Regions from separate parts of the Homo sapiens genome. Here region 2 is linked to region 1. A link is a loop called in an ENCODE intact Hi-C map of the cell type or tissue named here. Cell type or tissue: IMR-90. All regions are shown on one strand. Links, peaks and the distances in the headings refer to the core of each region. The heading gives the core; the rest is flanking DNA.

What was found. Peaks named below come from ENCODE experiments on the same cell type or tissue, not always from the same donor. Only the 100,000 strongest peaks of a DNase experiment are listed, where the experiment ranks them.
Region 2: a loop joins it to region 1, with 4 times the contacts of the local background. A loop is called at or near these places in 7 of 110 quality-filtered maps.

The regions. Positions count from the first base shown.
Region 1 is chr11:121,105,089-121,121,442 of GRCh38, forward strand. TBCEL-TECTA (TBCEL-TECTA readthrough) reads left to right here. Exons shown (of 30, transcript NM_001378761.1): 9 at 743-876; 10 at 4,123-4,410; 11 at 7,984-8,121; 12 at 8,465-8,630; 13 at 13,218-13,630. TECTA (tectorin alpha) reads left to right here. Exons shown (of 24, transcript NM_005422.4): 3 at 743-876; 4 at 4,123-4,410; 5 at 7,984-8,121; 6 at 8,465-8,630; 7 at 13,218-13,630. Among named protein-coding and RNA genes, the nearest start is that of TECTA, 12 kb to the left of the region's middle. In IMR-90, for the core only: a CTCF peak has its summit at 7,671 (motif pointing left); a DNase peak (open chromatin) is centred at 7,703; H3K27me3 peaks cover 2,558 bases.
Region 2 is chr11:120,803,561-120,811,560 of GRCh38, forward strand. The region is part of intron 4 of GRIK4 (glutamate ionotropic receptor kainate type subunit 4); the gene reads left to right. LOC105369532 (a long non-coding RNA gene) reads right to left here. Exons shown (of 3, transcript NR_133008.1): 3 at 7,785-7,918. Among named protein-coding and RNA genes, the nearest start is that of TBCEL, 220 kb to the right of the region's middle. In IMR-90, for the core only: no CTCF peak of the experiment used is centred there; a DNase peak (open chromatin) is centred at 4,091.

The DNA.
Region 1 (16,354 bases), core at 3,723-11,722:
GGTGACCCTGTCACAGCGGGATGCAGTGTGTGTTTGTGTGATGGCTCTCCAGTGACCAGGAGGACCAATCAGAGCCCTGCAATTCATTCTCTCCAAAGAGTTCTCAAGGACCCAACCCTCTGACCCCGGAGGATCTCATGTCTGTCTTTTGTAAAAAAGGAGTTGGGCAAAGAGCCTCTTGCAGGGCCGCCCTCAATCAAGGTCATTCATGGGCCAATTGCTACAAATCCTCTCCTCCCACTTTTGTCTCAGTTCCCACTGTTGTTTATTTCCTTCTGGGATCTGGGATTTTCTCCAATTGTGCAGCAAGAGGGAGGGAACTCCTTTCAGGAAAACACACGATAGTGGAATTCTTGAGCTAGAACAGGAGCTTCAAAACTGTGGCCATGCCAGACCTAGAGGCTGCCTCTCAGTATCCAGAAAGCTCAAGGTTTCCAGGGAAATTTCACAAATTTCCAGCCAGCTGTAGCCATAGATATCACCAAGATGCATGAAAGTGCAAGAACATGCACAAAGTGCTTTCTCCTATGGAGAAACAATGTCACTCCCATTTTCCCGTTTCCCAGAGCAGAAGATACTGCGCTGTGTATGGCCTAGGTTTAGGATGAATGACAGGGCAGTATGACTTGCATTCAGCTTGCAAGCCCTACTGAAAGAAGCTGGCTTCAGTAGGTAGGAGAGATGTAGATTGCCAAACGGCAGAGGGAGCTGCCATCTATCTAACCATCATCTCTCTTGACAGCTCAGCCCAGGGAGCTCATGTATCCATTTTGGCAGAATGACACCAAAACCCCTAAAGTAGATGATGGAAGCTCATCTGAGATTAAGTTGGCCATCCCAGTTTTCTTCTTTGGCGTTCCTTACCGCACTGTCTATGTAAGTGGAGAAGCAGCCCATCTGTTGTTCTCTGGCCCTCCCTTTTGTTTGTCATTAAGAAAAGCATTTTAAGTATCCTCTTCCAGAGCTCTGGGAAGGGAGGATTTATTGGCAGCCAAAACGACAAGTTCTGAGATTTCATGAGCTGATAGGTTTTATGAATAAGAAAGTCAAAGGTATATTTAATGGCTAATGTTCATAGTGGAGGAGTATACAGGGCAATAAATTGCTTTTGTCAGTGATTAAACATAGAAGTGAAGCAGAAGCCCCAATGCCATGAATGTTATTTCTGCTACTCAACGAGATAAAAAGATACAATGAACCACAGTAGGAGCAATATCATTTTTCTTTCCCTTCTGGGGGTGTGAAAAGTTTAGGCATCTGCTGTTCTTGGGCTTCCTACCAATTTGAAGCAGAGTCGGAACACAGTAGGGGGGTAATCAACTATTATATCAAAGTTGTTTGCAGAATTGGCCACCCTCAATATGGGTCTGTAGATAGGCCAGAGGGTCTCATCGCCCAACCCACACTAAGAAATGGTCCCATTTGTGATCAGAGCTCTCCTAGGCACCTGTGTTCTCAGGTTTTTGTTTTTGGTTTTTTGGATCATTGGGTTTGCTGCTAGCGAAACTGTGGCACATGAAGAGGAAGATTCAGAGCAGCCGAGCCTGGCTTTATTGTTGGCCTTAAAGAACTGGGTGAGGGATTATACCACACCCCTGGAGGAAGAATGCAACCCTAAGCATGTCCACCTCTGGCCATCTCTACGTCTGGGACCTCTCTCTTCCCCAACTTTTGATTTATGGCTCCGGGATGATTCCCGCTAGAAAAGAGTTCACTATTCCATTACCTAACGGTGGTCCCTGAACCTGCAGAAGCAGCGTCACACAGGCACTCATTAGCAATGTCATTTCTCAGGTCCCACCCCACACCTACTGAGTCAGAAACTCTGGGAGGAGGAGCCAGTAATCTGTGTTTTAATGAGTCCTCCAAGTGGTTCTGATGCCCACAAAAGTTTGAGAACCACTGATCTCAACCATAGGATATAATCAAGACACACGTGAGTCATCACCAGCTTCCTCTGCCAGTCTGTGTGTTTTAATTACACCTGTTGTTCCCTAGCAAACACTTCATTCTGACATCCTGAAACGCCTTTTATACTCTATTCACGGCAGGGCCTCCCTAGTCTGTCTTTGTAATAGCTGGTTTTAAGTTTTGGGTTGTGTTGACCTGATTTTGGCAATAAGGCAGTGAGGACTTCCGTGCTGGAAGCCCAGTTAAGCTAGTTTTTCTTCTCTATTGCACTGTGTGATATGGAGTCTGAAGAATTTTTTCTTGCCCTTGCAACAGGAGGTTCCTTAGCTTGAGGCAGATTTATTTGAGGGTAAATTGTTCCTTGCGTTTCCAACACTTTGAGTAGTGCAGTTTTCTTCAAGCCTCTAGGATGTTCCCAATTACTGGAAGACAATAGGCTCTTAATGTCTCTTCCAAACCCAAAGCCTTGCTTCCAAACACGTAGACCTACCCTTGGTCCAGGCCTTGATAACTTGCCTCTGGGATCTGGGCCACTGTTAATGTCCATAATGTTACTGGTTAACAGAAACTTAACATATGATTGGAATGTATAGGAAAATTATCTCCAGGTTTTCTATATCCAAGAATTGCAGTTCCCATTACAGGTACCTCTGCTGCTGAAGCCGTGTCAGCCACAGGGTTAAATCAGTTTATCTACCAACGTACAGAGCTGCAGATTCACGCAGAGGCTGAATTGTTTACAGGTCCCTTGTAAACTGAGGGTATATCTTGGCTTGTGATTTCCAGTAAGGTTTCCTATTTAATTGGTTTACTAAGCCATTTACAAATCATGAAGAAATCACCATAAGATAGTCATTTACATAAACAGTGTAAAGTAGTCATGCCTCCATTTTTATGCAGCGATTGTACCAGGACACTATCACACCACATGAGCTGGAATGGAACTGGGCATCTGTAGGTCTTAACCTTGTCCTTGCTCTGAGTGCAGGAGTGGTTGTGACATCAGTGGAGGTCTTTTAAATGTCTCACCCAAAGCAGAATATTTTCATCAGAGACTGGAGTTGGATGAAGGAGTATTTGATTTATCTTTCTCTGACACTCCTCTTTTGTCATAAAATAGGAAGCAAGCCCTAACATAGGGCACCTCAATTTTCAAATTTAACTTTACTTCCATGCTTATTTATTTTTCCTGCTTATTTTGTATTAGTGACCCTGAATCTGTCTTTAGTACCCATGTTACTCCCTGTCTGGCCCAGCACATACACGCATGCCACCCCCAGTACACACATACACACACACACCACTCCCAGTACACACACATCACACCTCAATATACATACACACACACCACCCTCAGTACACACACATGTACACACCAACCCCAGTATACACACACATACACACCATGCCCAGTACACAAACATATACATCCCACCTCAGTAAGCACACACACCCCACCCCTAGTACATACACATATACACACCCACTCCAGTATGCACACACTGCCCACCCCAGTACACACACACTCCAATATACACACACACATACACACCACCCCCAGTACACACACACACACACATCCCAGTATACACACACACCACATCCCCCGTATACACACACACTCCCCACCCCAGAATACACACACAAAGCCCACTCCAGTACACACACATGCTCCAGTATACACACACACCTCACCCCAATACACACACACATACCCCCACTCCAGTACACACACACTTACACACCTCACCCCAGTACACACACACACACCATCACCAGAACACACACACCCATACTCCTCACCTCAGTACACAAACACACACTCACGCACCTCACCCCAGTACACACACACCCTTCAGTACACACACATGCACATCTCACCTGTAGTACACACATACACACACACAGAAGCACAACTCAGGAGCATTTGATAAGTGTAATAGAGACAGGATAGGGAACATGAAAATGAGACTGATTATTAATCAGAAATGAAGCTGGTTACAAATCTAATGTGAAAGAAAACCAATGAGTTTGTCTGGAAGTAAACGAACCTCTTAGTCTGAGCAATGGAACCCGGTGTTTGGGGGTTCTAATTCAGTAGTTTAAAAGTTGTTTTCATTCATACAGTTAGGCGAATGTCTGTCTTGGTTTGTGACTCTGAAGTTGTTATGGTTTCAGATCCACTGTGCAAAACCTCTCTTATTTTCGTAGGTCAATAACAACGGAGTTGTTTCCTTCAATGTGCTAGTGAGCCAGTTCACGCCAGAATCCTTTCCCCTGACAGATGGGAGAGCCTTCGTCGCCCCATTTTGGGCAGATGTGCACAATGGAATTCGAGGCGAGATCTATTACAGAGAGACCATGGAGCCTGCCATCTTGAAAAGAGCCACCAAGGACATCAGGAAGTACTTCAAAGACATGGCAACCTTCTCTGCCACTTGGGTTTTCATTGTGACATGGGAGGAAGTCACGTTTTATGGAGGCAGCAGCACCACACCTGTAATAATTCAAATTTTCTGCTTTCCACTTCATAACCTGACATCTAATTCTTGTCCATCTTCGCTACCACGAAGGAGTCTAATTATTAGAGCTAAGGAGTGTCAGTTCCCTTGAGTTAAACTAATGAGTTTTGCTACCCACTTTGCAGGAAACAGAGGGAACTATCACAGTTAACCAGCCCAGTCAGCTGTAATATTTCAGAAGATATGTCACCCCTATCACAAATCATCACTAATGCCTAAAAAAAAACCCTCAAAAACTTTCCTGCTGTAAGTGACATTGCTGTTTTGCAGGAGAGTGCTTGAGGCACTGAGACCCATTCCAGGCCACATGCTTAGGGACCCATCTAGGGACCCAAAGGTCCTTTTCTCTTGCCCGAGGTACAAGTGCCTCTCTCCATCCCTGATTTCCTCCCTCTCTCCCCAGTAAAATTTGGTTGGAAGAGAAAAATAGCGTTCCAAGTTTGGGCCCAAATGATCTGGCTCATTTTATTATGTTGTGACATCTTTTTTATTGTTACCAGGGCTGAAATTATTCATATTTGATGTTAATTAGAGTGGGCAGTGAAAGCATTTCATGAATAAAGTTTCAACATCTGCTCTGAAATCCCAAATAAGCAGTCAAATAAAAGTCAGATAAGAAAGATTATCACTGCCATTATTGCAGAGATAATCAACTTTCTACATAAAGGGACAGAATGCAGTTTTCACAAAAGCCTGCAGCTTGTTTGGGTGACTTTGCCAGTGGAGAGTTTTGAAGTAGTAGACACATCTTCAACTGTATAATTTCTAGTAAGCAAAGACACTCAAAAAATCTGCCCTCCACTTACTTAGGATTATTTCCAATTCCATCTGTTTTCCAATTTCCTTGGCAACGAGTCAATTGTGGAGGGGTGGAACAAAAACGACTGAGTTAGAGAGAGGTGAAAAAGTGCTGGGCTTGCAGTTCACAGCTGCGACACCACGAACACATTATGTTTTAGCACCTCCTAGCCAGAGCATCAAGAAGCACTTTATCGCTAAGAGGTTCTGTAGAACAGAAAGACACAAGTTTAAACAGCGATGCATTGGCTAGAAATAACCTCTAAAGAAGCACACATTTCCCTCTGTCACGTTATAGATCGCTAACGACTCCTCGGGTGATGTTTTATGTCCTTTAAGCCTCATATCTTACAGCGTTAGAATGTGGGATGCCAGCAATTGATAAATTTTAGTGTCATGGGGTTGGGGGAAGAAATGCCTATCAAATGCTGACCACCAGTTTTTCAAAAAAACTTCCATTGGCAATAAAAATGGCAAGATAATTTAGATACTTTCTGGCTTATACTTTGGAGTATATTTCTGAACTAGGTGAGAACTCTTTCTGTGAGGATGAATGAAGTAACATCTAAGTGCTTTGAGCTCCTTGGAGTAAAAAAAGATGATGTAGTTCTCTGGAGCTGCAAAAGTGTCCATCCATCCCCATCTTTGAAATTGGCCCCACCTCTTTCATCCCGTTATTCCATGTTTCCCCTTCTGTATAGAAACACATATGATCAGGCCAGCTAAACACTGGGCTTGAGAGGTCTTTCAAAGGCAAAAATTCTCATGCGACGCCAACAGAAGGGAAGGAAAAGGGACATGTTTACTTCAAGGAAGGAAAACTAATATTTACTGAGGGTTTACTATGTGTCTGGTGCTGAAGGCTATTTTTGCATATCATTTAACCCTCCCCAAAATGTTCCCGGACAAGTACTGTCTCCAATTTCAAGGGAAGGGAACAGGCCGGGAGAGGCCAAGTATCTCGTTCAAGTGGCAAGAAAAAGAATAGGATTCAAATCTCCTAGGAGACAGAGCAGGGTTCAAACCAAAGTCTTCCAACTCCAAATCCCAGACTCTTCTTTCTTCAGCTGCCTCCTGCGGGTATTGCTGAAGTCCTCAGAAGCAAAAAAGATTTTTTTATCCAGAAGAGTCTTGGAATGAACGTTGAAGAATTCTGTAGTGTGAGAATGTGTAAGAGTGAGCTGAGGTGCGTGCGGGTGGCAGTCAGCCTCTGGGGTGTCACTGGTATGGCTGGTTGGTTTAGAGGTGACTTCAGGGGTTGGAAATGGATTGCTCTTGAGATCTGCTTGGACCAAAGATATTTCCAGCTTCACTGTGGGAGAAGGAATTCCCTTCTGAAGGAGAATCTTGGTCTGAAGGAGGCTCTAGCTTTAGTCCTTGTGTGACTTTGACTTTGCCCCTGTCCCTTGAACAAGAGCCTGCTGGTGACCTTACAGCAATCTTGAGCCTACTGCTCACTCATCTCTGTGTCCCACTGTCCTCTTCTGTTGAATGGGGCCAGAGACTGAAGGCGTTTACCTGAGCAAGTCTATCACAAACGCCATCAGCCGTGGCCAGCACAGAGCATGGGAAGAAAAGTTCTTTACAAAAAGGGCTGTTCTTACTCATAGCTTGCCTCCCTTTCTGGGATCATCTAGAATGGGGAGATTTGGGGCTTCCAAGATCCTCTACCCCAGTTTGATTACACAGGATAAGGATTTGTGTCTTCCTCTGCATCAGACAGAGTGTCAGGCAGCTGGGAAAAGTGCTAGGTTTGAATAGAAAAAGGTCAATGCAGCCTCTCCTTTTAACTCTATTTCTATTAAATTTTTTGAAAACATGTGACAAGGGGTGAGGATTAGCAAGAGGAAAATATAAAGGACAGGGTTTGCTACAGCTTATTTCTGAAAACCATTTACAAGTTTCATATGAATTTAAGCAACATCTCTATCCTAAAAAGTTTAAAATGAAGACAGCATGGAATGGCAGTGCTCTGAGAGATGGACTGGGAACTCTGGCGCAAATCTCGTTTTCTGTTGCTGGGTCACTGTGAAATTTCTAGTAACTCATTTCCCGCAGTCCCTAGTTTTCTTAACTATAAGATAGGCGTGGGCCAATACGATCACCCGTCTTAGCGTTGGTCTGGGGTACAGATGAATGTTAACGATTTTCAGAAATAAAGTGATGCACAAATGCTCAATTAGAGGAGTAACTTCTCCCCAGAAAGTGCTTTTTAAAAATCACTTTCCCACTTCCATTTTTAAAAGGGGAGACATCTCATCAAGATTAATGTTGTTTTCCGGGAAGAGAGAGAGCGCAATCCGCATGGCCACTTTAATCACACGGACTGGTATCTGCTCCCTCTTCCAACCCGCTCTGCAAGGGGAACCGGTGGTTGCATCCTGGTCCCCGGCCGAGTCTTTCCTGTAGTTTATTCTCATGCTGCCATCTATAGGTGCTTTCATATTATCACACGCTTAGCCGGGCCTCTGAATTTTCTGTCTGGTAGAAGTCAGAGATATAAGTGGGCGCTGAGTCAGACTCTGGGTTTATCTCAGGCAATTTCTCTTTTAGAAGCACAGTCCCACATGTCTTGCTTTTCCCAACGGAGGCGAGAACAAATTCAGAGAGGAGTCAGAGCTGGAGGGCCTGGCTGCAGAGCAGCTCTGAGCTGCCTGTGGGTGGGGAGGGCGCAGGGTGAAGGGAGGACCTCCTTGGGGCCAGGACCTCCTGGGGAGTGCAAGTCATGAGACTGCGCATTCCCATCCTGTAGGTGAACACCTTCCAGGCCGTCCTAGTGTCCGATGGCTCCTATACATTCACCCTCTTCAATTATTACGAAATCAACTGGACCACGGGGACGGCGAGTGGCGGCGACCCCCTGACAGGTCTTGGTGGAGTGATGGCACAGGTAGGTGGCTCTCCACTTCATCCCCCGCGTGTTTCCGTCGCTGCACTCTCTGCTTCTGTGGCTCAGCATCCTGGAGGGAATCCTGCCACCAGCTTTTAACTAGAGACGCAGGTCTGATCTCGCAGGTGGACTACGAGGCTAGTCCTGCCCATGTTTGGCACCCTGACTCGGCTATGAAATGAACTAGGCAGTCCTTTCTCACCTAGAATGCTGGCCCCAGTGACTCCAGGAAAAGACGGCTCTTGATTTTAGAGGTGCTGGATTTTAAAAATAAGGTAGTTGGGCCAGTTAACCCATGGGGAATTTTTGTACTCAAAAATCTTGTCTTCCTTTTGTGCTGCAGGCAGGATTTAATGGTGGAAACCTCACCAATTTCTTCAGCCTCCCGGGGTCAAGAACCCCCGAGATCGTGAATATCCAGGAGACCACAAACGTCAATGTTCCAGGCCGCTGGGCATTTAAAGTTGATGGAAAGGAAATTGACCCAGCCAATGGCTGCACCTCAAGGGGTAAAGCTTTTCCTCTGTCTGTGGCAAGGCAGGGTTTGTTTAGTGTAGATTGACAGGCAAGCTTTTAAGCCACGGGGGCGGACTCATTCCTGATGCCTTACTCTTTTGACATCTCTCCGCTGGGTAATGGAGATCAAGGTAATTTTAGCATGTGCATTCATCACATCAGAAGCTAAAACACTGCATTCACTACCTTGTGGCTTTGGAAGTCCTTTTCTGGAGTGTGCACACAGTTATCCGTTCTGAACAACTCCGAAATGGACCAAGATCTTGAGTGATTTCTGAGCCAGAGGGACAGAAGGCAGCCCTCCTGTTTAACATTATTTTTGTTGTTGTTGTTGCCATTTCCTCCCCCCGCCCTTTATGTTTTTCTTCTCATCCTTATTCTCGCTCTGTCTTCTGCACTTTGTAGATCTACAGGAATGGGTGCAGTTGGAGTATTGCCAAGTTCCTATGAGGGTAAATCAGTACTTCCTAGTATGATTAGAAAAAAAAGAAACAAAAGTTCTCCTAAAATCTTCCCAGCATCAGCAAAACGTGCAGGAATTTGAGGAGAATCAAAGCTGACTTTGGGTATCTGTGAGTAAGCTGTAGTTGAACCTGGGTGGATGTCCTTCACATTGGGCACCCAAAGTTTGGAGCCTTTTCTGAACTATCGAACCCCTTTAGATGTGCAAACTCACCATGGACTTTCAGAGAAACATCCTGGTTTATGAATTCCTGCTTTTTTGTGTCCAAAAATATTTAGAAAACAGAATTTCTGATAATATTTCTACTTCCAGGAGTAGAAGCTACAGAAATTAGAAGAAGGAAATAATGCCTCTGTTCATTAGTCCATCCACCCACCCATCTATCCAGCTACCCACCCACCCACCCACCCATCCACCCACCCATCCATCCACCTACCCACCCACCCATCCACCCACCCATCCATCCACCTACCCACCCACCCATCCACCCACCCATCCATCCACCTAGCCACCCACCCATTCACCCACCCATCCATTTATCCATCCACCCATTCACCCACCCATCCATCCACCTACCCACCCACCCATTCACTCACCCATCCACCTACCCACCCACCCATCCACCCACCCATCCATCCACCTACCCACCCACCCATTCACCCACCCATCTATTTATCCATCTACCCATTCACCCACTCATCCACCTACCCATCCATCCATTCATCCGTCCACCCATTCACCAACCTATCCATCCACCTACCCACCCACCCATTCACCCACCCATCCATTTATCCATCCACCCATTCACCCACTCATCCACCTACCCATCCATCCATTCATCCGTCCACCCATTCACCAACCTATCCATCCACCTACCCACCCACCCATTCACCCACCCATCCATTTATCCATCCACCCATTCACCCACTCATCCACCTACCCATCCATCCATTTATCCATCCACCCATTCACCCACCCATCCATCCACCTACCCACCCACCCATTCACCCATCCATCCATTTATCCATCCACCCATTCACCCACCCATCCATCCACCTACTCACCCATCCACCAACCCATCCATCAAGTCATCCAGCCATTTAGCAAGCCATTGCATCTTTCTGAAAAGCATTTTAAGAGCCCCATTGAAATGCCAGCCACTCTGTGAGGTGCTGGAGATAAAGCTGCTCTAGCTACCATGACATTACTATGGTAGAGGAGACAGAGCCATGGGAACAATGATGACACAGCATAAGACATATTATGGTAGACACTTGTGTAGGGTACTGTGGAAACACAGAGGAAGACCATGGGAAAAGTGTTTCCAGACCTCTAAGGAAGTTTTGGATAGGAATGAGGAGGTGCCTTTATCCCCTCAGATAGAAGCTTGGACTGCTTGTCTTGGCAGCCCTGGGAGGCCTCGGGGTTCTTTCTTGGCTCAGATTCAATTTGTTGTTGTTGTTGTTGTTTTTTGTTTAGGAGACAGGGTCTCTCTCTGTCACCCAGACTGGCTAGAGAACAGTGTCGTGGTCATAGCTCACTGTAACTTTGAACTCCAAACTCCTGGGCTCAAGTAATCCTCTCACCTCAGTCTCCTGAGTAGCTGGGACTACAAGAACCACAACCATGTCAGCTAATTTTTATTTTTTGTAGAGATAGGGTCTCAGTATGTTGCCCAGGCTGGTCTCAAACTCCTGGTCTCAAGCCATCCTCCCATCTCAGCCTTCCAAAGCACTGGGATTAAAGGTGTGAGCCACTGCACCTGGGCTCAATGTGTTTAATATACAGAAAAGCCACATTCACATGGTCTGACACACCTGTGCCCTCTGCCCCTTTCCCTGTGCTGTGATTAGTGCCTTCGCTCTAAGGTAGGTCATGTGTGAAGATGGCCTGCCTGGACCCTTGCCTCTGTGGACTCTGTAAAGTCCCCCATGTTCAAAATAACAAATAAATGTTTTGCAGCTAAGCTGGTATTAACTGGATAGGAAATAATCTAGTTCCAGAGCTCATTAGGATTTGAGATTGTACCCTCCTCCCCTACAGAGTGTAAATACGGCATCACTTAAGGTCTGTGAGAGATACCAACTCAATACTACATTATCTCCCTCCCCTGTATAGCCTGGACCAGGGGCCTCAGAAGTTGCAGACTCTTACCCAAATACCTCTTCCCTTTGTCCAGGCATCACAGAGATGACTGGCTATGGCCATACAACATGAGTGCCCAGTGACAGCCTCTCACCTGGGTCCTGGGAATGAAATGCTGTGATAACGGAAAACACTGGCTTGCAGAGCTGCGGAGTTGGTCAGATGCCAGCTGTGTACACAGTCTCCACTTTGACTTCATTCTTTTCCTCCTGAGTTATAGGTTTGGGTTTCATATACGGGATGATTTCAATATCCTTATATAGACTGCTATGCATTTTTATGTGCCTCCGGACATATATCAATCTAATGAGACTGGGATTTGGCCTGGGGTATAGCAGGGGAAGTGTTCTGTAGAGCTGGTTTATTATATCATCATTCCACAAACAAAATTATCTCAAAGAGTCTACCTTTTGGTCCAAACCTCCTCTATTCAAAGGCATTTTCCTCTCACTTATTGAAAGCCTGAAAAAGCAGGGCCTGGAAATGATGCTGAGTGGAGGCTGTCACAATACATACAGCCCTGAACTAGTGCCAAGGAGTGCTGAGGATTAGGACCTGTTTTCAGGGCTGATGCACATGACTTATTGGGAATGTGACTAAATCTATTCTCTCATTTTTCAACCCTATTCTCAACAGGTATAAAATGGAATTGCCTGTTGAAACATCATTGTTCCTGTTGGGCAGATAGAGTCAAGACTGTTACTGATACACCCGCACCCTCAACTTGGGTTAACCTTGCAGCCTTGTGCTATTCACTCGATAGTCAGTTTTATAAAAACTTGAGATGTTATTTACATTTCTTAATGCTGTGTCTTTGATACTTGCCTTTTCAGACATTCTCATTTTACAAGTGCTTCTACTTCTATCAACCTGTGTCAACTTTTTTATAACATCGCTGTTCTCTGTGAGACAGGGATGAGAAACAGCAGTATCCACATTTTACAGGTTAGGAAAACAGACAGGTGGAAGTTGAATGAGTAGTCTTGGAAATGGATTGCAGATTTGTGACTGCTGCCCAGTTCTCTTGACCCCAATCCCCCAGCAAGGACTAGATCACAGTCCCCAGCCCAGACGTGTTTCTATTTCAATTAAAGGTTGATGTTAGCAACCAGAAAATTTCAAAGTTTTTTGGTGGGGAGGTCATTTATTTACAGAAATGATTTTAAAGACTGCATGTCTACCAAAGAAATAATAGTGTTTTTAAAATTATCACATCCCTTTAAACCATTCCCCTCCCCTTTCCTCATTCTCTTCCTGACCTAGAATTTGTCAAGAAGGTCTGTCCGGTGCATAGACAGAGAGAAGTCCTGGACTTGGACAGGGCCCTAGAGTGGGAAAGAAGACAATTTGTGTAGGTGTAAATCCTGCCTAAGCAGCATCTGCAGGATTCATGAGCCTTTAAATGTGCAAGAAAGTGGTCAGTGCTTTCCAGAACCTTCCCAGGGAGTTTGGGATTTATACTCATGCATCTGACTCCTGATTAGTGCTATTGACCTTTTCCTGCACATACTGGGCCCCCAACAAATGTCTGTTGAATGAATGAACAAATTAGCAAGCAAACAGTGAGTGTTGCCGAGTAACCTGGGTAAACTGGGTCTTCCTTCGGAAGGAAAGGCAGGAAATGACTCCAAGTGTCATACCCTTTTCCATGGATTCATGATAACGTGGTTTTCCTTGAATGTGAGTTTGCTCACCAGCCATGGAGATAATAATACCAAGAGCTTAGACGGGATTCAGACAGACTCCTCTCGGAATCCTGGCTTTACCACGGAGCTGCTGAGTGATCCTGGATGAATTACTTCACTTCTCTTAAGGCTCAGTTTCCTCATTTGTCAAATGAGGGTGACCATACCTCCCTAACAGGGTTCTTACGTGGATTAAATGGTATAATGGAAGTAAAGCATTTAGCCCAATGCCTGGCACAGAGGGGAAATGCTCAGTAAATGTTGGCTCTAATGTCATTATTCCCCAGGACAATTCCTTCGGCGAGGGGAGGTGTTTTGGGATGACTTGAACTGCACCGTCAAGTGCCGCTGTCTGGATTTCAACAATGAGATCTACTGCCAGGAGGCTTCCTGTAGCCCCTACGAGGTGTGCGAACCCAAAGGCAAATTCTTCTACTGCAGCGCTGTGGAGACCAGCACATGCGTGGTGTTTGGGGAGCCACACTACCACACTTTTGACGGCTTCCTCTTCCACTTCCAAGGCTCCTGTGCCTACTTGCTGGCCCGACAGTGTTTGCAGACTTCCAGCCTCCCTTTCTTCAGTGTGGAGGCCAAGAATGAACACCGCAGAGGTTCAGCCGTCTCCTGGGTGAAGGAGCTCTCAGTGGAGGTGAATGGCTACAAGATTCTCATCCCCAAAGGAAGCTATGGAAGAGTCAAGGTGAGCCCCTTTCTATCCTTCACGGGGAAATGGAGAAGCTGGAGATTCTTCAGCCTAGGGAAGACTTCCCCAGATCTACTGGTTCTGCTGTTTGTCTCTGTACAGTGCCAAAGAGATGCACAGCTCTCCCCGCCTTGCAAATAGCTTGTAAAATACTTTACTGGGCCAAATTTTATGTGTACAAGAGCTATCCTAAGCTCTCTCCTCAACATGTCTATCTGCTTTTAAACTTAGAGTACATTTATATTCCTAGTTCCCTCATAAACACTGATAGGCACACACACACACACACACACACACACACACACACACACACACACAGTTCAGAAAAACTGGAAAGAGATAAGTTTCTCATGGTCCTGGCTTGCAATAATTGTAGCCACATAGCCATGCCCTGGAGATGGTACAAACACAATACAAACCCCCAATTCACTACAGCCTTTGATTAATAATCCTCACCCCACCTCAGCCCCAATTCTGTTTGCTCAAGAGCTGCTGCTTCATTTTCAGAGAAACCTCCAAATGGATTGATGTCTCCAGAGGTACCACCTGTGCAGGCACCTGGATTGGCTTTGGTGACTTCCTTAGTGAGGCTTGGGTGGGAAAGTCCCATGAAAGCTCTGCCCAGACACCCCTCGAATAGAGTCCCCAACTCCCACCTAGAATAACAGAGAAGAACATGGGCATCTGCTGGCCAGTTTAGCATATGCAAATGATTCCTGTCACTGTCCACCTGGATTTCAAGCAGGGACATCAACAAAAGAGAAAAAGCAAAAAGCTACTAGCAATTACTCAATTTGTGCAGGCCCCAATTTTCATAATGTTAATCAAGACCTTGTTGCAACCGTGTATTTATTCAAGCAGTAATAACCAAGACCACAAGGGGCTGATTGCTGCAACCCAGTGCAATCCTTAATCCCCATGCATGGAGGTCATTACAGAGATTACAAACCAGAACTGATGCCAATGCAGGGATTTATTTCTTTTTTAAAAAAATGTGTTGTAGTTTTAATTGATGTAGCATGTCCAACAAAAGGCAGGGCCAGGGAACTAATTCCACTCTTTCTGGCTCTGCCTTTCCCAGGTCTGTGCAGTTTATCAGTCTCATTATGAGGAAAGTGAGCTATTACTGTGGTTGAAATGCCAGTGTGCTTGCTATTTGGTTAGTCTCTGTAGGGACAACTCTGTATATCAAATCAAGGCTAAGAGTTTAGATATAGAAATTTGGAGATTTTCCCTTTTAAATTTATATTGTGCTGTTGAGCACTATACTTATCCTTGTAGATAGATGCTGGCATTTCAAGCTAGAAAAAATTTTCACTAGCTTCCCCCTACTTTCCTGTATTTGGGGATGATGTGTATATCAGTAGTTGAAAAAGAAGGCTTCATGCTTTATTCCTATTTTGTATTTTGATTAAAATTCTTTTTTATTCTCAGTCAGATTTTTTTTTTAGAAGGAAAGGGACACCGTAATTTCTTTCAGGCCCAGCAGCTCTGCTAATTTTGCGTGACTCTGTTCCATCGTCCAAGCATAGGGCATGGATTCCTCAATTTTCTGTAGCGACAGGGCGATGTGGGTGAATGTAAATGTTTCAGAAAGAAAAGGTTATGTGACTCCAACTGCAAGCTAACAATGGCTTCCTTTTCCTTTTGCCAAATGGTTTCCAAGCGTCTCTGAATACACCTGCCCTGCTGGGGAGACTGGCTCGATGGATGGCAGAGCCCCGACCCAGGGTGATGTGGGGACAGGCAGGGAGAGGGCTGGGAAGCAGGAAGGAGCCTGAGATGCTGGGAGGCAGCTGACTTCTTCAGCCATGCTGTGCCAGACCAGAAATGGCCACTAAGATCTGTTCTTCCAAAACACAGACCCCCCTTCTCCAGCACTGTCTCCATATGCTGGGATTAGGAGCTGGGTTCTGTACATGGATTTTCCCCACTGAACTGTTCTCAAATAACAAAATAAACAGTTTAGGATTAGATATACCAGTAGGACCAAAAAAAGGCAGCATAAGTAAAAATCCATCTAGAAAAAGCGCCTCCTTCTAGCTAATACCAGTTCTCATCTTTCTTCCCCGCGTGAACACGAGTAGTTTAGGGTGCTCCAGTGAACAGGGAGCCAAGGCCAACTAGCCCATGGCGATGAGCAGCTTGGACTCTAGGGCTGGACCTGTTCAAATTCCTATGCCACCACTGCCAGCTGAGTGGCCTGTTTGAGCTTCGTTTTCTTTGTGAGACAGGGCCCTCTAGGAGGCAGAGCTCCTGGGCTGTAGCTGGCCTTGGCGGCCTCTCCTCAGCACTGGGATACAGGCAGCAGGGAGAAGTGGAGAGAACCTGGCTTTGGAGCTCGACTAGGAGGGGTCAGGCTCTGTCACTTGCAAGTCACACCAGCCCCCATCCTCAATTTCCTCATCTATAAAAGGAGAAAATGATAAGGACCTCCTAAGGCTGTTATGAGAATTAAATAGAACAGCCACAGGGCAATGTCCAGTACAAAGCCTGGCACACAGTAGGTGCTCGGTGCATGCTGGCTCCCTGTGACCATTCCCATGGAACTTTCTTTCAGTTCCAAGACCTGTGCCTCCGTGACTCCACTTCTCTCCTCCTCCCCCTGCCCCTACCCACATCCTGGGAGAGGTACTGTGGAAGAGTGAAATGGCCAGAATGCAGGCAGAAGAAAAGCAAGCAAACAGGCGAGGCTTATCAGCTGTCTGCTAACCATAGGTT
Region 2 (8,000 bases), core at 1-8,000, 310 kb before region 1:
CCCAGTAGCTGAGATTACAGGGGTGTGCCACCATGCCCGGCTAATTTTTGTATTTTTAGGAGAGATGGGGTTTCGCCATGTTGGCCAGGTTGGTCTTGAACTCCTGACCCCAAGTGATCTGCCTACCTCAGCCTCCCAAAGTGCTGGGATTACAGGCATGAGCCACTGCGCCCAGCCTATTGTGAGATTTAAATTATTTTAAATACAGGAAAATCTGTGAATTGCAGTGTTTTACAGGCATATGTAGTAGGTCGCTCAAGTCACACATATGGAGCCCCTACTATGCGCTGGGTACTGCTTTTAATTCTCACCTAAGTGTTAAGTGTTATCACCTCCACTTTAGAAAAGAAACTGAGGCTCAAAGCCATTGAATCATTTGCCAGACCACAGAGCTAGTCAATGGCTGAGCTGGTTCTGGACCCTGTGTGCCCAGTGCAGTCCATGAGACCTCCCTACAGTCCTCCGGCCTGTTGTTTGTATTACCTTGACAACTTTACAAGACTAGGCCCAAGTTAGTGGGCTGGTGACTTGTGGCTAAGCTGGAAATGGATCAGCTCCAGTTCAGAGGGCAGGAGAAGAGCCCCTCAAATCAGAGATAATAGTATCTATTCCCTAAGACTTTGAAGAGTCCCCGTCTCCTCCCTTTCTAACCCGTTTCAACCTTTGACCACACTCAGTGGCAAAAATAAGTAAACAAAACAAAAGAACAACTTGCTCAAATACATCTGTTCTTCCATCTGAGGATCCAGCAAAGCTCCAGCCTGGGCTGTTAGGGTTTCAAGAAAATCAGTACATCCACACAGGCCCAAGCATCACATGTGGGGTGTCGTGACATCCAGAAAAGTTAAGAAGCGATGCAGGCAGTGGCTCTGGAGACTCCCCAGCCTTTCTCCCTCTCACAGCTTCCTTCTTGCTCCTGTGGTGTTGGATCCAGGCTCTTCCCTCTCTCTTAGTTTGGGTTCCCTGGTTTATTCATCATGTACTTGTCCATAATGACTACCCAGACCTGATTTACTCTCTGTTTATTCATTCAGAAACTTTTATTGAGCATTGACTCTATCTCAGGCATAATTCAGGATATCGGGCATTGGGAACAAAGCAGGAAATAAGATAGATGTGCTCCTGACCTCAGGTGGCTTTCAGTCTGTCTTTAGGCTGCACATCAGGGGCAGCTTCCCCCAGTGCCTCTTAATGTGCATCCCCAAGGTCTGGCTCTGATTGGATCAGCTCAACTTGCAGTGTGGCCAGTCTCACAAGCTGCAGGTGTTGGCCAGGCTGCCTAATAACTACTCTTGGAGAGAGGGTCTACTCCCAGTCCCTCCTGCTCCTATGACTGAGGGAGGGCCATACCATATAGAACAGGGCCATTGAGGCCAACAGGATCTGTAGGCACAGATTCCTCCCCAAGAAGGCATGGAGGAACAAGGGCCAAAATAGTCCCTCATTTATTCATTCGGTCAGTAAGTGTTTAGTGAGTGCCTATTATATTTTATTCTAGGCCATGGGGATTCAGCAGGGCACAGACAAGAATCCTAGTTGTCATAGAGGTTAATTTCTAGTATAATGGAAGGAAGATTCAGATTTCCCAGTATCTTGCAAATGAAATCAGAAATGCCAGCAACAACTCCTTGTGAACCCCCAGTCCAGTCCACAGTGTTTCCTTGTCCAGGGAGGCAAGTCTCAGACAAGGGTCCAGATTTCTAAATAGTTCAGTAGTCCATACTTTGAAAAGCCAGCCCTTCTCTTCTCGGTTCTTCAGGGCTTCTCTGGCAGAAATGAGGGAGCCAAGATTTGCCCGTCATGGATGGCATCGTTAGCAGATGTAAATTTCCTCTTTTAGTGACCCATGCAGCCTGACTTAGTAAAGTCAATATTTCTAAAATATTGAGCCAGATGAATCAGGGGAATAAAGGAAACAGGTATCTTTATTCCATCTTAGAGAACTTTGGGCATCTTTTTAATGGGCTTCTTTTAGGCACCAGGTATTTTCTTAGCAAGTGGGCCTCAGTTCAGTTTTTACATCTCAGTGTGTTTGAGGTACGATTAGCATTTGTTAGGAAAGGGGACTTCTGGATCTTCCCACTCCAAAGGCTTTTCACCTGAAGCCAGAGTGCCCCTCCACAGTGGGTTTTAAACACTACCCAGGTAAAGTTCATTGAAAGATTCCAGCCCAGTTCTTTCCCTCCCAAAGTAAGGGGGCAGGTGGGTTGTGGCTTAAGCGCCTACCACCTGTTGGCTATTGCAGGGTGGGGCAGTGACTATATTTGGGGAAGGAAGGGAGGAGGGGGACAGGATCTCTGGGTGGAGGAGAGCCCACAGCTCTGTGATCCCTACTTTGGCGAGGCTGTGTGGTATAAAAATTCAGAGCATGGGTTTTAGAACCAGACTGACCAGCATTAAATCCTGGGTCTCCCATGTATTAGCTGTGTGACGTAGACAGGCTGTTTAACCATTTTGTGCCTCTGTTTCCTCGTTTGTAAAATGGGAGTGATGGTAGCATTGCCTCATAGGGTCACTGGGAACGGTGTAGGTGAAACGCTCGGCACTGCACATAGCAGGACTTCAGGAAGTGGCAGCTGTGGCTTTTGTTGTTGGCTTCATTCTCTCACCCCACATTTGAACGGGCTTCCTCCCAACTTATTACCAGCCTCCCCCCTCTCTCTTGTTTCAAGGTTCAGCCCTACTTATGTGGCAGCACTGTCTCCAGGGCTGTTCTCGAGTGGCCTGCCTAATGTCAGCATCCATCGTAATTGGATATTCCCCTTCTCCTTCCAGTTTTCTGGGCTTGATGCATCTGATAGCTCTGAGCCTTTTAAAGTTGTGGTGAGCCACCTCAAGCCAGCTGCTGCCCAATGCCAAAGGCCGTGGTTTGCCCTGGGCTAGTGGCCCAGGGCTAATTTGCATCATTAATTTAAAAAAATGTGAGTGGCTCTGGGGCCCTGGACAACTGCCCTAACCCTACACCTGTCACCCTGTGGCCAGGGACTCTGCTTCAGGGGGATGAAAGAGACCCTAGTGATGATATCTTTGACTGTGGAAAGCAGAGGCTCTGATTGAAGCTGGGGCTGTAGCACTCCAACAGGGCACAGTTGTGCCTTACTTTGAGTAACAGGGATTTCAGAAAGCTCTGTCCACATCACACTTAATGAATCCTATTCAGGGTGGGAGAGTCAGTTGAGGGAAGCAATGGTTATTTCAAGAATCAAAGATTATGAAGTGTAAAGAAGCTAACGATGCTGGAAGCCAGAGGTCAGCCCCCTCGTCTGATGGTTGAAGGCGAGGCTCTGAGATGGAAAGTATCACACGGGGCATTAATTAATAGCCAGCCTGGAAACTGGAAAGATATGAGGAGAAATCACCCCCTGTTCTCTTGGGTTCAAATAGACAGATTTTCATATAATGGGTTTATTTAAAGTGAGGGTCACTTGTAAAGCTTTCTCCAGCCTGCATCTGACATCCCCCACCTCTGCCCTTCCACCATTATCGCCCCAGGATCTTGGTGTTTGACTTTCCAACTCCTTCTACACAGCCTACAGATCTAAAATAACAGAGATGGACAAGACCTATTAGGTCAGCTCCTGTCCCACCTGGCCCTTCCTTCTTTCCCTTCCGTGTCTTACCTGAACCTGAGCCTTTCTTCTGCAGGGAGCTACCACAAGCTACCTCCTCTGTTCCTATAGATCAGCGTTTCTCCTGCGGTTAATGAATTAGAGCTTAACTAAGCACCACCCTTTACCATTCAAACAACCTGAGGCTCCGTCCCAGCTTGAGGTTTAATTTCCTGCAGACCCAGAAGCAGGGGCTTCCCTGTCAACCCCTCCCCTGTGCCTCAGTTTGTCTCTGTGAGGCCAAGCATGCTATCAGCTGTCCGCACAGTTTCCCCTTGAAACTAGAGGCGCCCTGGTTATCCGGGCCTCCTGTGGCTCCAGTGCCCGGCGCGTAGCGTTCCAGCTCCACATGGCTGCACCTCCTGCACAGGCTTCCAAGCTTCTCACAGGCTCCACGAGCATGACCTCTGGTGATTCAGAGCTGCCTCTGAGAAGTGAGGGCTAGCATCCCTCCTTCAGTTCAACAGAGTCAGTTGAAGTTGGCTTAAGGAAAAAAAAGTAAGAAGCCAGAAGAGAAAGGCATACAAATAGTGATGAGTCATTCAGCAAACATTCCTTACTCCCCTTCTCGGAGCTACCCGCATCATAGGCATGATGTGGGCTCAGCCATGCATTGAATTGCTGTACTTAGAAATCATCTGGTCCAACCCCTTCCTTTTACGGATGGGGAAACTGAGGTTCAAGATCTTCTCCAGGAAGTTCAGATGTACACATCTGCAAAACGACACCATCTTTAGGTGGCTCTCCAGAGAACGTGCCAATGAGTGGCACAGACAGGGGAGCAGGAGGTCAGAACTAGGAGGTAGGCAGAGCAGGCTATGGGGTCAGGTGAGGCCCCTGGCCAGACCTTAGAATGTTGATTGATGAAGAGAGAGAAGAAGGCATCTAGGTAGATGGCATAATAGCATGAGCAAAGGCTTAAGGCAGGAAAAAAAATGGGATACATTGGGATGCAGTGACAGACAGTATGGCTGAAACAGAGTGTACATAGGGGCAGAGGAGAGATCCTGGCTTCAGTGTAGAGCAAGTTCTGGAGTTCAATGCACCAGGATTCTAATCCTGGCTCTACCAGCACCCTGGGCTTCTCTCCTATGTCTCACAGCCCTCCTCTGTAAAATGGGAATAAGAAGAGTTCTCACTTCATGAGGTTGTTGTGAAGATTAAATGAGATGGTGCTTAAATGTTACTTAGTAGTAGTAGAATTCATATAGTGACTCCTCCCTCTCAGGGTTGTTGTAGAGATTCAGGTGGCACATGTGCCTGGCACTTGGAAAGCCCCAGTAAATGGTATTGCTGCTTGCACGGTGGCTTGGGACCAGGTGAAGGCTTTGCGTGATACGCTGTTGGTGAGGAGAGGCGATGGCGGTCTTGAGTTCTTGGACACCAGGGGGCCCGTCATGGGGCGTGGCACTCATGCCCTCACACACTTTCTTCCTTGGCTCAAGAGCCAGCAAGGCCAATCCATTTAGTCCCCTGTCTACTCCCAGAGAGTTCAGAATGGAATGCGTTCCTGACAGCTTTGGCACAAGAGAGGAGATGGTTCTTTGGAAGTGATGAGGCAATTGTTTGCCTTGCCCTAGGATGGCCAGGGCTTCACGTGTACTCTGTGCAGTATAAACAGGCTCAGAGGGAGACTGCACCCTCTGCTCCATTCAGGCTGCAGCATCGGGAAGTGCTTCCGTGTGAAGGACTCTGAGTTCTCCCAGCCCTCCCCAGTGCACATCTCTGTGAGCCCCGTGGGGCCAGGGTTGTTTGCCATCTGGGCCCAGAGAGCACTGAGCAGCTCCTCACTGTCAGGCAGGAGGACCTGGCCCCCTGGGTCCATCCAGGAAGCTGCTCCTTCCTGGAGGGGGGCTACAGTCAGTGGCACTTACCATTAGCTCCTCTAAACCATCTGCGACACAGCCTCACCCTCCCCTCCCTGAACTGCTCTCTGTCCGGAGGAGGGACCCTGTGAAGATGCAGGAAAGGGGAAAGGAGTAAGTTCCACGACGCCCCTCACCCCACCACCCCTGTCCAGCCTGGGCTTCTAAGGGGTCTCCAATCCATTGCCAGTGCTGACATTTTGAGATGAAGAAGTCCCTCCATGGGGCCACTACACCCCATCATGGCCTTTTATTCCAGCAGCTGAGCCTTCCAACTCCTCTGCTGCCTGGGAGGAAGAGGTAAACGCATCTCCCTCCCTTCCTGTGCCTCCTGCAAACTGCTCAGAGGGCCGAGGCCTGCAGAATCAGCATGCAGGGGTTCCAGAGCTGAGACCCTTTATAAATGATTTCCATCTCTACTGAGCAGGGCACCCTTCATAGGGAACGAAAGACCAGTTCCCAGATCCCAGGAAATCCCCAGGCCATAGCCACTGCTAAGACCCTAATTCAGTTCCACTGGACTCATTTGGGATCATTTCAGTTCAGTTGAGCAAACATTTAATGAGCAATTTCTTTTTGCCAGGGCTGAATAGACATGACCCCTGATCTCAAGGCCATTTATGATCCAGTGAGGGAGATGGACACATTGACACACGTGTATGAGAAGCTCAGAATGGCAGGCGCAGGCCCACAAACCCTCGAGGCCTGATGTGTGTAGAATCCAGATTGAGACATTGGGAAGGTTGAGGGGCTGGGCGTGGTGGCTCATGCCTGTAAATCCCATCACTTCGGGAGGCTGAAGTGGGAGGATTGCTTGACGCCAAGAGTTCAAGACCAGCCTGGGCGATGTAGTGGGGCCCCATCTCTACAAAAAATAAAAAATTAGCCAAGAATGGTGGCATGCACCTGTAGTCCCAGCTACTCAGGAGGCTGAGGCAGGAGGATTGCTTGAGCCCAGGGGTTCAAGTCTGCAGTGAGCTATGATTGCTCCACTGCACTCCAGCCTGAGTTACAAAGTGAGACACTGTCTCAAAACAAACAAACAAACAAAAGAACGGTTGTGTGGTGCATGTACCATATGTAAAGTTGAATCTCCAGTAACCCCATACTCAAACAAATGCATGCTTATATTCAAATACTCACACATTGTAAATAGCTTTACATCTGTCTGTTGAGATCAGATTTTGCCAACAACTGAGTTTGATGAAAAACATCAAGTTTCAGAGCCTTTTGGACTTTGGAATTGGGAATAAGGAATTGTGGCCTTCTATAAGAATTTATTTTCAGGAGAAACTTTCCTTTCTTGGGAACCAACATCACCAGGCTGCTTGGGACAGAAGCTGGCCAGGAATTCAGAGAGCAAGGAAGCTGCGCTGTCTCCTAAAGGCGGCTGACTCAGAGCCACAGTGTGCTGTGAATATAGGGAGGGAGAGATGCCTTCTGGCCTAGGAGCAAGATCTGAGCTGGATGCTGAAGTATGAGTGGGAGTTTGCTAGGCAGAAGGGCAAGAGAAGCCTAGACCATGGTAGTCTGGAGATGCTAATGAATCCCTTCTCAGATAAATGTTTTTAAATGAATAAAAACCTTTTTATTAATAAAAAAGGATAGAAAATAAATAACAAAAATCCAATAAAATGGATAGGGTGACTATGGAAACCAGCTATATGGAAATGCAGTTATATTTTAATAGTGGTATACTAATATATATGCTTCTTCATTAATGTATTAAATAGCATCGAGCCTAATTACTACCATAATCTTGAAGTAATAATGAATATAACTGGTATTTGAAGATATCCTTAGCACTGTAGTGTCATATGAAAACTGCGGTGATTTCTGTGGGAAACAAAGTCACAGGTGCTATTAACACACTGTAGTTTGTTGCCTACATTCAAAATGGAAAGAAATGCTACATTTCACTTAGGGGTTAGAGAAAAGAATGATGTAATTCCCCCCACAAGTGTTCACAGACCCCTGACTTCTACCCACAGACCCCAGGCTACAGGTTAAGAACCCCTGATCTAGAGATAGCCATTTGGGAACAGGATCAGGCAGGAAAATATGTACAGAGTATGTTCTAGGTGAGCTGGCATGCAGCGGGAGATGGCACGGTGGGAGAAGGGGCTGCAAAGACAGGACTTAAGGAGACCAGAGTCACTCGAATTTTACTTGCTCATCAGAAGAATGTTTTTATTATAGCATTGTATTCTTTATAATATGTTATAAAAAGGAATACATGCTCATTATAGAAAGTAGTGAAATGAAAAAAGGGAAGACAATAACTCAGTGTTCCAGTGGCCAAGGCAATCTACAAACATCCCAGTTAATTGCCATTTGCTGGGGATGGCTGTGCGGTGCAGTGGTTAAGGGGCCGGTCTTTGGGGAAATGGGTGGAGCTGTTGAATCTTGACTCTGCTCTTTAATTTCTCTCTGTTGATTTTGTATCTGTAAAATGAGAATGACAGTAATAGTACCTATTTCCTCAGTTTGTTTTGGGAATTAAATATGTCAGTTCCCGTAAGAGTGC